Regions from separate parts of the Homo sapiens genome. Here region 1 is linked to region 2. A link is a contact called in ENCODE Hi-C data. All regions are on one chromosome and are shown on one strand. Each heading gives the region's core, a stretch centred on a gene start or an enhancer-like site at or near the end of the contact. The rest is flanking DNA. Distances are from core to core; before and after follow the strand shown. Region 1 overlaps PTCHD1-AS (PTCHD1 and PHEX antisense RNA). Region 2 has its middle 250 kb from the start of RPS6KA3.

Region 1 (6,187 bases), core at 234-2,733, 2.0 Mb before region 2:
TGAGATCTTTCTAACTTGCCGATGGGGACATTTATTGAAAAATATGGAATGCTTCATGAATTTGTGTGTCATCCTTGCACAGGGATCATGCTAGTCTTCTCTGTATCATTCCAATTTTAGTATATATGCTGCTGAAGTGAGCATGGTATGGATTTTTCAAAGTGTATAATGAGTCACTATTAATTTTTATATTGAAGACAATATCATTATCATGCTCAAGATCATTTGTAGGGCTTTTATCCAGAGATGTGATGAAACAATGCTCCAAACTCTAGGACTCCTTATGCAGTGATAGGAGAAAAACAATGACCAAACACTTATGAAACATAGGTAGTTAGATTTCTTTGAATAAAATTACCATTTTTTAAATGTGAAACATGTCTTTAAGACTCCTGCATGTTAAGGTCAGCAGTGATTAATTTAGAAACTGTGAATGTTAATTGAAGGCACAGTTTCTTCTGGAACCTTTTAAACGTTTGACTCATGCTGGTTAATTAGAAGGGCAAAAATCACTCCATTGTGTAAATATAGGGAGAGCTTCTTTTCCCCACTAATGTGAATACATATTTGTTGGGTTGTATGAAAGGAGAGGAAGTAATTAGCCAGGTGAAATGGGTAAGGTGACAATGACTTTGAGATTTCAAATTATTTCCAATCTTAGGTTTTACTGAGCTGTGCCAGTATACCTGGTCCTAATCCAATAGAGAGTTAAAAACCAATGTTCTAATGCTTTAATAAGGTTGGAATTATACACCATGGTTTTGTATCCGTAGATAGGTAGCCAAAGCATTCTAAGATTTCCTCCTGCCATAATTTTTAATCTAACTAGTAAATTATATAATCTACAAAAGACTGCAATGGCCAAGTCTTGGAAGTATCAGTTACTCAGATGAAGCCATTTCTTTGTATTTATTGTTGGTTTGACCAAACCTAAAATTGAAGAATTTTTCGGAATTGTCCTTGCTTCTCTTTCAGATAGCCTTTATAAAATGGAAGACATTTATAGAGCATCTAAGATTTGGGATAAAGTTTTCACACCTTCTCCAAATCTTTCTCATGAGGTAGGTGCAACCTAAATAATCAAAGGGAAATAATATCAGGTTGAGAAATGTATAACATTAAATTATTACAGTGTTTGTGTATAAAGTGAGATACACTCACATAAGAGTTGTTACGCTTACATGGCAGACCCCTGGGGCCCTTCCTAGGAAAATTCACGGCAAATCACGGTAGTTCAGTATCCCTCCTCATCACTACCATCCTAAAGAGGTAAAATCTATTAAAATCAGCACTGAGGGCAATAGTGGCAGAGAGAAGGCTGAAAGAGATCATGGCTGTAATGCTATGGTAGTGGAGATCAGGGTGTGGTTATGAATTGATGAATTGTGTCTTCTTGCATCAGTGCTTTCTTCGTTCCTCTTTTCTCTTCTGTACACTCCCATCCTGAGTCACTGGAAGTCTTTGAATGCCTGGTTTCCGGAGGAGAAAATCATCTCATAGTGTCTCGATTTGTCATAACTAGACATAATGACTAAGAACCAATTTCAGTTTTCTAGCTTTTGTTTTTTGTTTGTTTTAATTCACAGTTATGTAGATATAGCCATTGAGTAGAAGTTATAGAGTCAACCCACTTCTATTTTGGATGTGTTTCCTCCTGATAAGTTGAGCATGAAATCTAAATCTCATGAATTTTGAGTAAGTTATTTTGAAGTCTATATACTGTTTAGAGTTTTGACCAAAATAGTTTGTTACAGTATGCTTTGTTTTACTTATTTAAGAGACTATATGGCCAAAATATAAATATACCTAAAACTATAATTTCTAAGTGCACCCATTAGGAAAAAAAGCATTTATCAAATATTTTCACATATATTTTAAAATCTCACTTGATACTAGAATAAAATTCCATGTATTTTATTCCCTCAATATGTCATTAAAGCAGAACATGCTGTGAGGAGGAAATAAAAAGAGTTAAGCACGTTTTCATTGTGGAGTTCCACTCTCTATGTATAGAACTCTATATGACGGTCATGGAAATTAAAATGAATTTGATGTTAGCAGTAATTAATTTGCTTATTCTAATAATATAATGAATTAACAGATTTTTGTTCTTATATCAAGTGGGAAATGATTTTATCGTTATGTAAATATAACAAAATGTAAAAATTTTAAGGAAGGACTGCATTTAATAATGATTTAGATAAAACAAGGGGGGTTTTTATTTGGTTTTGGGGGTAAAGATTTTTTTGTTTTGGGGTGTTTTTTGGTTTTTTTTTAGCATTTTAGGTTTGGGGGTACATGTGAAGGTTTGTTACATAGGAAAACTCATGTCATGGGGGTTTGTTATACAAATTATTTTATCACCCAGGGGTTAAGCCCAGTACCCGATAGTTACCTCTTCTGCTCCTCTCCCTCCTCCCTCCCTCCACTCTCAAGTAGACCCCCAGTGTCTGTTGTTTCCTTCTTTGTGTTCATAAGCTCTCATCATTTAGCTTCCACTTATAAGTGAGAACACGTAGTATTTGGTTTTCTTTTCCTGTATTAGTTTGCTGAGGATAATAGCATTCAGCTCCATCCATGTTCCTGCAAAAGACATGATCTCGTTCTTTTCTATGGCTGCACTGTTTGCTTTTTAATGTGGAAGGAAACTATTTTTTTGCCTGTCGAGTTCTGTTACATAGGTTCACAGGCTAAACACATCACCATCACAGTGAGTTGTGTACAAGCTGTGAGTAAAGGAAGGCACCAAATCTCTGTTCAATGTTCCTATTCCTCCCATGAGTTAGAGATGGAGGCATAAGAGTAGTCCTTGAGTAACGGAGAGGTTATGCTCCTCCGTTACTCCATCTAGGAGACCTTATGCTCTGAGAACCATACCACATTCATGTCTAGCCATCTATATATCTAGATTTTTAATGAATCATCTATGTGAGCAATAAGATAGAGGGCTGTAGTAAAGGATTCTTTCAGTCAATGTGAATAATTACACTGAAAGTATTTGCTTTGTCAAACATATTATTAATATATCATAAAAAGTTTTGGGCTAGGCACGGTGTCTCATGCCTGCAATCCTAGCACTATGGGAGGCCGAGGCGGGTGGATCACCTGAGGTCAGGTGTTCGAGACCAGCCTGGCCAACATGGTGAAACCCTGTCTCTACTAAAAACAAAAATTAGCCATGCGTGGTGGTGGGTGCTTGTAATCCCAGCTACTCGGGAGGCTGAGGCAGGATAATCTCTTGAACCCAGGAGGTGGAGGTTGCAGTGCACCGAGATCGCACCATTGCACTCCAGCCTGGGTGACAAGAGTGAAACTTCATCTCCAAAAAAAAAAGTTTTTGATAACATATGTGAATTTATAAGACCTGTCCGGGAAAATGTATGGTCATAAAAGGAAAAAGCATGTGCAATTATTGCTTAGTGTTTTTAGTGTTTCATGAGTAATGGAAAAATAACTGTACAAATATTAATGTGATCAAATGAAACACATTTAAGCAGATTTAAAAACCATAGCAAGTCATCTTTTTCATTAAATAACAGAAAAATTATGTCCTGACAGGGATCTCCAAACATTTTTCTACCCAAGTATTGTTTAACTTTATGTCATGTATGCTCAGTAGAATTCTTCAATTACACTCTAAATTTTCTAAGTGGGTTTCCCTTGGAATTTTATGGAAAAGGGGAAATATCTTTGGACTATTTTATTATTTCCAATAGAAAAATGCATATTTTAGCACTAATACTTTTTCCCCAGGAAAACTTCAGGTCCTGCGTAATAAAATATTGGGGAAAAATTGATGTGAGTTTATATAAAATACTAGGAAATCAAGATGGTGGGGCATAATTTAGGGGTTTTGAAATCCACATGGAGGAGTCAGTGTAGAGTCTCAAGTTGTGTCACAAAATGACGTTGTAATCCACAAAGCTAGTTGAAAATGATTATTTAGCTCATAGGCACACACAAAACTTCTCATTTGCCCTTCTGAATGACTGTGAGAACAAGCCCATGCTGCCCTCGGGACAGGAAAATGGTCCTGATTCTCATGGCAAAAAGGTATTGTGAACCTCTTTGGCACAGCTTTAAAGAGCACTCCCATTACCTTCTTAGTCTTCCAGGCAGGATCTTCTTTTCTCCCACCACCTCCTTAATTAAAGCAACTCTAAGTTTTCAAACTGTGCCTCCCACCAAGCTTTGGTTTAAAGGATTCTGACGACAAATATGTAAAACTATTAAACCAACTAATCACCAGCAGCTCATTCCCTTGCCTTCGTTTCTCCCAGAAATCTTTCCTCCATAAGGAAGTATTAACATATATATTTTTGACGAAGCATTGTATAAAGACATCCTTTTATTTCTTATTTAATTTTAATGTTGAAGTCTACACATCTTCAGAAGTGAATTGTAATATAAGTAAAAAATCTAAAAGATTGGAGATATTTTTACTAATTCAAGTGTGTTAGCCCACACAGATTATCCCTTTCTAAATGAGTATGTATGGGTGGGGAGGTAACTCATCTTTTCATCTTTCATATGTATTCATTTAAGTATTTCAGGTTCAAGCATAGCATAGCTATGAAAAACCAAGTCCTAATAATATTGTACATGGAAATTAAGCTTTAATATACCATATACTTTATAACTTTTACTAAGACTTTTACTTTCAAAATGTTTGGCCTATACTGTAAAGATAAAGACAAAGTGGAGAAAGTGGCAGAAAATTCAAATGGTGAGAAAGCATGAAACTTGTTAAGTGTTTATGAGTGTGCTTGGGTGTCTAAGGCAGAGGATTTGCATGAGGAAACAATAAGATATAATATTAGAAAGAGGGCTTAGAGCCAAATTGTGAAATCATTGACTGAAAATTAGAAAGACCTGAAAGGGTCATTTACTTACACCTTTTCTCTGATGCACAAACCTCCTCTCCAGCATCAGTAAGAAGCAGTCATCCAGTCTGTTACATATTTCCCATGTCATCCAACACATGACTTCAAAGGCAATCTATTTCATTGTTTGACAGCTCTAATAACTAAAACTTCCTTCTGTTAGAACTGTAACTCCCACCATTGCTTTTTGTTTTGGCTCTGGAATGCCAAATTTTTTTATCAATTATTTTGAATGTTAAAAATCATTAAAAATAACACTGTGATACACTTCTGTGTGATTTATGTCAAATTCCATAAGCTATAACAATTTGAATTCATTTTGCTTATTATCCAGAAGAGATGAATGTATTTCTTATTATGTGTCAAGCACTGTAAGTAATTTTCATATGCAAATGTATTCATCCTCATAACCTATGAGGTAGGTACAATTATTATCACCAATTTTTCCAAATAAGGAAACTGAGATACAGAGAGGTTAAGTAACTTACCCAAGGCTATATAGCCAGTGAGTGGCAGAAACAAACAGGGCTACAAGTTAGCATACCCTAGTAGGAATGACTTACTTACCAACTCATTTCCAGTGTCTTTGCATTTAAAGAGGGAACTAGAAGAGATAAAGTAAAATACTAAAAACGGAAACATACTTCACTGGATTGCCATAAGTTGAGCTTAATGCTTTTTTTCTCATTTCCAGGTAACTCATCAGTCAATCCAATTCTTCCATCTTATATATGACTCTCCATATCCTTGTTCTCTTTCAACTCATCTTTCCATTTAATTTCTTATTTTCACTTTCAAATAAAGAGTTGGGAGGGCTACTTTACTAGGTCTTAAGCATCTTGTATACTGGTGTATTCATTTTCTTTTCTTTTGAAATCAACAACTAAATATTTATATTATGTGTAACTCACAGATCTTGGTAGTGTAATTTTAGGAAATGGTAACATTTTGGAGTACAGAATGTGTTCTTTCTCCAGATACATCTGAGTTGCTTTAACAGTTTCATTTGACTTTTTATACCTGTCTTTATAGTTTCAGCAGTTGTTCAAAAGATTCCATCACCATAGATCACCATTTACTAATGTTACCAATATACAATGGACACAGCCTTGAAATTTGAATCTTCTAGATCCCAGTAGGTCTATACAGAGAGATAGGTTAAAAAAAGATGGAAAATCTGCTTCATAGAAGTAACTTGTCTAATTTTAAGTAAAACTCTACCATTTCAAACTCAAAATACAGGTACAATAGATGTACTAACCATGTTAGGGTGTGTGTATATGCAGGAGTATCTGTCAGAACTC
Region 2 (6,510 bases), core at 3,951-6,450:
CTTTATCTGCTTTGTCTGGAAAAAGAGATTGCCCAACGTCAGCATCTACACAAATTCCTTGGCAGGCTGGGCGTGGTGACTCATGCCAGTAATCTCAGCACTTCGGGAAACCCAGGCAGGAGGATCACTTGAGCTCAAAAGTTCAAGACCAGCGTGAGCAACATAGTGAGGCCTCATTTCTACTAAAATTCAAAAAAAGCTAGCCAGGCATGGTGGCACACACCTGTGGTCCCAGCTGCTTGGAGGGCTGAAGCAGGAGGGTCACTTGAGCCCAGGAAGTTGAGGCTGCAGTAAGCCCTGATCACACCACTGAACACCAGCCTGGGCAACAGAGTGAGACCCTGTCAAAAAAATAAAATAAAATAAAAAGCTTTTAGAAAAAAAAAAAAATTCCTTAGCAGCAGTTAAAGATCTAAGTGGGAAACGTGGTCTGAAGGAAACAAAATTGGAAGATTGGTGACAAGGTTCAGGGAAAGGATGTATGCATGGATTTCTCTGAGGGGGCTTAAGAGAATGGGAGTATTTCCATCCAGTGTGAATGGTCACCAGAAGGCCCCCACGGCCTTACCTATCCAGTGTGTCAGCCAGTCTTCCCAGCCCAGAGCTTGCTCAAAGAGCCCAGCTATCAGGATGGAGACTTCATGTGAACAGCAAGAGTGATCTCCCTTCATCAAGCCTAAGTGCCCTATTTTCTAGCAAGCTTTTTGTTCTGCAACCTACAAGGCTTGCTTCTTTTTTGAGGAATTGGTTGTTCTCTGAAGGGAGGTGGGTAGAAAGCCTCCTGATTATATTTAGGTTGAATCATAGAAAATTGCCAATGTTCAACCATTTTGACTCATAAAAATAGGAATTTCCTATGGTTCAATGTAATATTTAAGAGATTTTTTTTTGGAGGATGGATAATTATCAGATCCAATTCAAAAAAAGTCAAGGCAACTTATTGATCTGTGTGCACGGTACCCGAGATCAATTCAAGAGCTAAATCAATGAAGTTAGTTTGTGTCATTATCCCATGATATAATCTTCTTAGTTATATAAAAAATACTGACTATAATGTCAGTTAAACAATGCCTAGTTAAAGCTTCGTAATGTAGGAGGATTGAGAAAAATGAAGGGGGAAGGAGGATAAAATGACTGATAGAATTAAAAGGGAATCAACTTCTGCCATCATAAAAGACATAGCTAATTGCTTTACTAAATTTGAAGACAATGAAGTACGGAAGAGGCACTTACCCAGCTGAGTCATAGGTAAGATACAAGGCAGTAATTACAAATACTATTTATTTCTTTCCTGAAATTTATCTCTGAAGATAATGGCAAGTTTGAATGAAGAAAATAACATTTTAATTTGAGTCATCTGGAAATAAAGTAAGGAAAACATGAAATGTCTCGAGCATGAGGCGCTTTGCTGCATCTTGACCAAGAAAAAGCCTTTGGAATGTACAAAGCAATGCCTCACATCAATATGCCAAGCACCACGCAAAATGCACTCGGGGAAAATGTACTCAGTGGTATAGAAACACTGAGTTGCACCACATTATCTTCATTTCTTCTTCTCACTCACCCACTGCATTCAAATTCAAAATTCAAATGGTATTTGTTGGCAACTGTTCTAGACTCTTGGGAAACAACAATGGACATAACACACAAACAGGGGCTTCGTGAGGAACAGGCTTTCTGGAATTAAGGAGGAGCCAGATAACAATAGAATGAATATAAGTTTATATAATATGTGAAAAGGTGATTAGAGGTATTAAAAAAAAAACAGGAGCTAAAGAATTTCAGGAGTGCAGGACGAAGGGTTGGGGACAGCAGGGGGAAGATCGCAATATTAAATTAGGTGTTCAGGGTGGACCTCATTGGAAAGGTGAGATTTGAGGAAAGATGTGAAGAAAGCAACAGAGTTAGCCAAGTGGCTATCCGGAGTAAGGGCATTCCATGCAAAAGGAATAGCTGTTGTACAGGCCCTAAGGCAAGGGAACATTTCTGGTGTGTTCTTTGAACAGCAGCAGGGAAGTCAGTGGGGCTGAAGTAGAGAGAGCAAGGAGAAGAATAGAAAGGAGATCAGAGAGATAACGGGAAACCAGATCACGGAGAGGTTACTACTCAGAGTGGAGTCCTAGGATCAGCAGCTTCAGCCTCACCTGCTGGCTGCTTAGAAATGCAGACTCTCCAGCCCTGCCCCAGAGCTACTGGATCATAGTCTGAGTTTTAATCAGATCCCCAGGTGATTCATATGCACGTGAAAGTTTAAGAAGCACTGATGGGGAGCCTTATAGGCCCTTGTTAGCACCTGGATTTTGACTCGGCCTGAGACGTGAATCACAGGGTTTTGAGGAGAGGAGTCACATGATCTGCCTTATATATAAAAGGATCACTGTGCCCTGCGTGTCGGGAAGAGTCTGTTGGGTAGAAGGGAAGGGAGCAGTCAGGATGCAATTATTGTAATACTCTAGGGGTGAGATAATAGAACTCGGACCAGAGGGAGGGACGCAGAGGTGGAGTGAACCCTGAGAAAATCGCCCCATCCTGCTCCCTCTCCAGTCCATCCCCTCTTCTCCAGTTCACTTCAGAGAAAACCGTCAGTTATAAATCAGAGGGTTAGAAAATGCTTCAGAAGAAAGTGGCGCTTCAAACCGACTATCTTAAAGAAGGGCCCTGGGTACTGGGGAAACAAAGAGGGCCTGAGAGTCCCCATCGTGGCTAGAGCAGTTTGAAGAAAGAGTAGGTGTTTCAGCTGAGCTTAGGAGGAGCAAGAATTAAATGGGGTGTTGCGGGGGGGCATTCTGGGAAGAAACGGCCACATATGTGAAGACACAGATGTAAGAAACTATATGACACACTTTGCCTGAACAAAGTGCAGCCGGGGGAGGAGTGGTGGGGGAGGCACTGGCAGAAAATGAGACTGGAGAACTAACCAGATCATGAAGTGTCTCGTGCACTGCATCAAGGAGGTCAAAACATCCAGAAAGCCCTGAAGACACAATGTCAGATTTCAGGGTGGGAGTAAGATGCAAGTTTAGGAGAAGCGTTGAGGAAACAATGGGAACGACAGATTAGAAAGGGATGAGCCTGGAGACAGGGAGAGCAGTCTCAAGTCACTAAAGGATGAGAATAATTCATCCCAGGACCCAAAGCCCAGGAATGGCTCTCAGAAATGCCGGAGACCTGAACTGTGTAACTGGCCTGTGTGTCTGAATTGAAGACTATGAACTATATAAGCTAGGCAAGTTACCAAACTTCTCGAACCTCAATTTTTCCTCCATGAGATCAGGTGTTCTTCATTTCCTCAAAGAGATCTCAGTACTATTGAGAGAATCGAATGAGATGCTTGGCATAGAGTAAATACTCAGCAAATTGCCTTATAAAAGCACTCCAAGTGATCTTAGTTTTCAGCCAAGGTTGCAAACCACTGATTTAGTCCAACTACTTCAATTTTGTATGAAAATACAGAGGCCCACAGAAGGAAAGGGATTTGTTCGAGGATGCACTTCAAGTTAGCAAAACAGGGAAACTCGAGTCCAGCACATTTTGACCCTGCGGTGCAATGGAGAAGGGTTGGGTCTGAAGGTGGATGCTGGTATTGCCATCTGCTAGCTGTGAGACTGAACCAATTTCTAAACATCTCTCTCAGCCCCATCTGCAAGATGGGGATGACAACAGCATCCACATTATAGGGCTGTTCAAAGGATGAAATAGATTAATGCTCACAGAACACCTGGCACAGTACCAGGCACCATGAGATGTATTAATTAAATGCTAGCTATTGTTACCAGCTGTGCTCTGACTCAGCCCAGCATTCTTTCTGTATCTCCACCAGGCTGTATAAGACCTCTTGTGAATTTTGATCAGTGTTTTCTTCATCCCTTATGGATACACTCATGGAAATCGATTTTTAGATATTGAACTAAAAAAATAAAGAGCTGATTAGTTACAATTCTCCCTGCTGATACCAGGAGTTTTAATCAAATAAACCAAGTATATCTGTGTACCAAATGTCATCTGTGTACCATGTTCGTGCACAGGACCTAACCAGGTGCTGTTTGTGCTGTCACTGGGTATTTGAAGCCACTGTTTCCTGTGTGTAATCAATAATCGACACTAAAGCTCTGACAAAATGACCATTTTTAGAGTGCCATTAGCTGTCTCCCTGGATATGGCTGTAAATGTAACATAAGTACGTTCTTTATTGCATCAATTTCTTATTGCAGTCATGTTTATCTTCCTGAAGTAAAGCGCTCTGGGAGAAACTGAGTGGGTGGGTATTTTGGCTTGTTTTTCTGCTAAAGGATGATTCTGATGATCTTTTACTATTACCTGAAATTTGCGTGCTATTGCAGAAGCATCCTTCTCAAGGGAAGAACACGGGTACAGTGGAGCTAAAGTGCTTTTTCTGTTGTGTGTACAAATTAGGCAAGAGGTTTATAAACTTGCTTCTTACAGAAAAGTCACCCTGATAATTTTCTTTGTAGTATTTCTGAATATCCTAACCCCTAATTAATCAACATAGACCACCTTTTGCTTGTTTCACATGGAGCACAGAGCTTTCAAATTAGAGCACTGGGAGAAAATTGTTTTTTTTTTTTTTTGGTATATATAAAATTCTAATTGCCATCAGAAGCAAGGTAGCTATATAATTGCCAAAGCCAAAACAATATGTTTCTGAAGATACTTTAATTAGAGTTTGCTTCACATTTTATCTTCTTATGAAATTGAAAATACCAACCACAAAAACTCTGTGGAGAGAGCTTTCTCTGCATTTTGTTGCGTGCTTCAGTAAAGATTCTTGTATATCAGAATTGTAGATTCAATACCAAGAAACATAAACTTGTATTGTTAATTTGGGTGACCATGAGGGACACTGACTTAGTTCAACTAGGAAAAGATCATTAAAAATACTTCAAAGATTTTTATTATCCTGGGTTTCTGATTAAACAAATTATCTATAGAAAAGCCACTGCAGTTAATTTACTGGTTGGAACTTGCATGAAGTTAGGGATTTCAAGATAAACCCATCTCTGGACAAGTAAGCTACTTTCTTTTGTATTACCTAGTGTGTGAGGGTGGGAAGGGAGGGAATGCCATATGAAACCAGCTTCCTCATTGCTCTCTTATGAGTCACATTTACTTGAACACAGCTAATTTTAGTTTCAACCACTGTGACCCTCCTAGAAGTAGTAAGAACCAAATGAGTAAGCATTTGGAGGAAGTGAGTACCTTGCAACCAATGTCATCCAGAGCTCATTATTTTAACATCAACAAAGCCCTCCTCTATAATCAAATTGCCCACATTCTCAGAAATTGTATTTGTGATAAAGTGCATGATCAGCTTGAATTTTTCACCCCTCCCTGTATTACACCCTTTGTTATGTGACTTTGGAGTTTCCTCCATAAAGGCAGAGTGTATTTTGCCACTCCTTGTCTTTGAGCTAAGTTGTGTCACTTCCTTTGGTCAAACGAATGTGGTCAAAAGTGTCAGGGTGCCAGTGTGAAGTTTGCCTGCTTCTTCTTGCCATCCTGTGGCTCTGCCATCTTCTAGGAACATGCCTGGGGTGCAACCCATGAAGCTGAGCCTCCCCAGCAGAGCCCAGCCTAGATCAGCCCATCCCAGCCAACCATAGACTTGTGAGCAATAATAAGTCATTGCTGTTTTAAACCACCAACATTTGAGGTGGTTTGTGATGCAGCAGTAGTTAACTCTCATAATACTGCAACAAGTTATTGACCTGAGCTTTTCTGGGCCAGTGATCTGTAAATACATATAATTCATGGCTGGTCTAGTTTCTATAACGGAAAAGATATTATACAACTATTTTCTCAAGGATAGATTATTTATGTTGCATCAAAAAAATAATTTACCAACTACCTGTTGTGGGCTGGATGCTCTACTGGGTGCTGGTACAGGGGATGGAATATGAAGAAGTCCCGAAAGTCCCAGACATTTGTACATGGCCTTTAGAAACTGAAAAACTTGAACCATGACTGCAAAGACCATTCAAACTAGAGGCTGTAAAAACTTTCTCTTTTCAGAGTTCAGTTTCTTAAAGCCAGGTATTGTAATATCTTGATCTTTATTTGAATCCTGAATCCAGTATAGCAAGCACTCTCTCTTGCCTGATTCAGTAGAGGTTCAGGATGTTCCTCTTGTCTCAATTTTCTATGAAGGTGACTGGTTTAACCTAGGTGTATGACCCAAGGAGGAATGGCAAATTCTCATCAGCCAAGAGCCTCTCAATATGAATAGATGTTAGAGAGAGGTTGGCCTGGTATAGAGTCAGATGATGAGCTAGCAGTAGAACTTGGGGGTGTTCACCATTAAAATAGGCAGAAAGGGAGATCACTGTAGAGAACAGGGCCACTGGGCAGAGGTAGGATGGACTAGAGTATGATAATGAGGAGATCAAGGGGAAAGGAAGATGAAAGGTGGAATTTCAAGCTGGGATCTGAGGCAACAACTGGAATCATTATCAGAGGACCTGTATATTAGTTTGAGTGCTTGTTTGGATGGTT

Evidence for each region. Hi-C counts contacts between places; a loop is a spot of excess contacts on that map. Pooled maps may share reads with other maps.
Region 1: a pooled map shows a loop between it and region 2 (25-fold over the local background). The contact joins two enhancer-like sites. A Hi-C loop is called at or near these places in 2 of 37 single-sample maps with no recorded cell type and 4 of 50 pooled maps.

What each region holds. Positions count from the first base shown.
Region 1 is chrX:22,521,792-22,527,978 of GRCh38, reverse strand. The region is part of intron 4 of PTCHD1-AS (PTCHD1 and PHEX antisense RNA); the gene reads left to right. It also overlaps the pseudogene RNU6-266P. Among named protein-coding and RNA genes, the nearest start is that of CBLL2, 250 kb to the right of the region's middle. RefSeq lists enhancers at 1,523-1,652, 581-1,780. Within about 2 kb of position 1,483, at least 3 of the 41 ENCODE cell types and tissues checked have a DNase peak (open chromatin) inside an H3K27ac peak, as active enhancers do.
Region 2 is chrX:20,515,006-20,521,515 of GRCh38, reverse strand. No RefSeq gene overlaps it. Among named protein-coding and RNA genes, the nearest start is that of RPS6KA3, 250 kb to the right of the region's middle. RefSeq lists a silencer at 5,014-5,163 and an enhancer at 6,381-6,510. Within about 2 kb of position 5,200, at least 6 of the 41 ENCODE cell types and tissues checked have a DNase peak (open chromatin) inside an H3K27ac peak, as active enhancers do.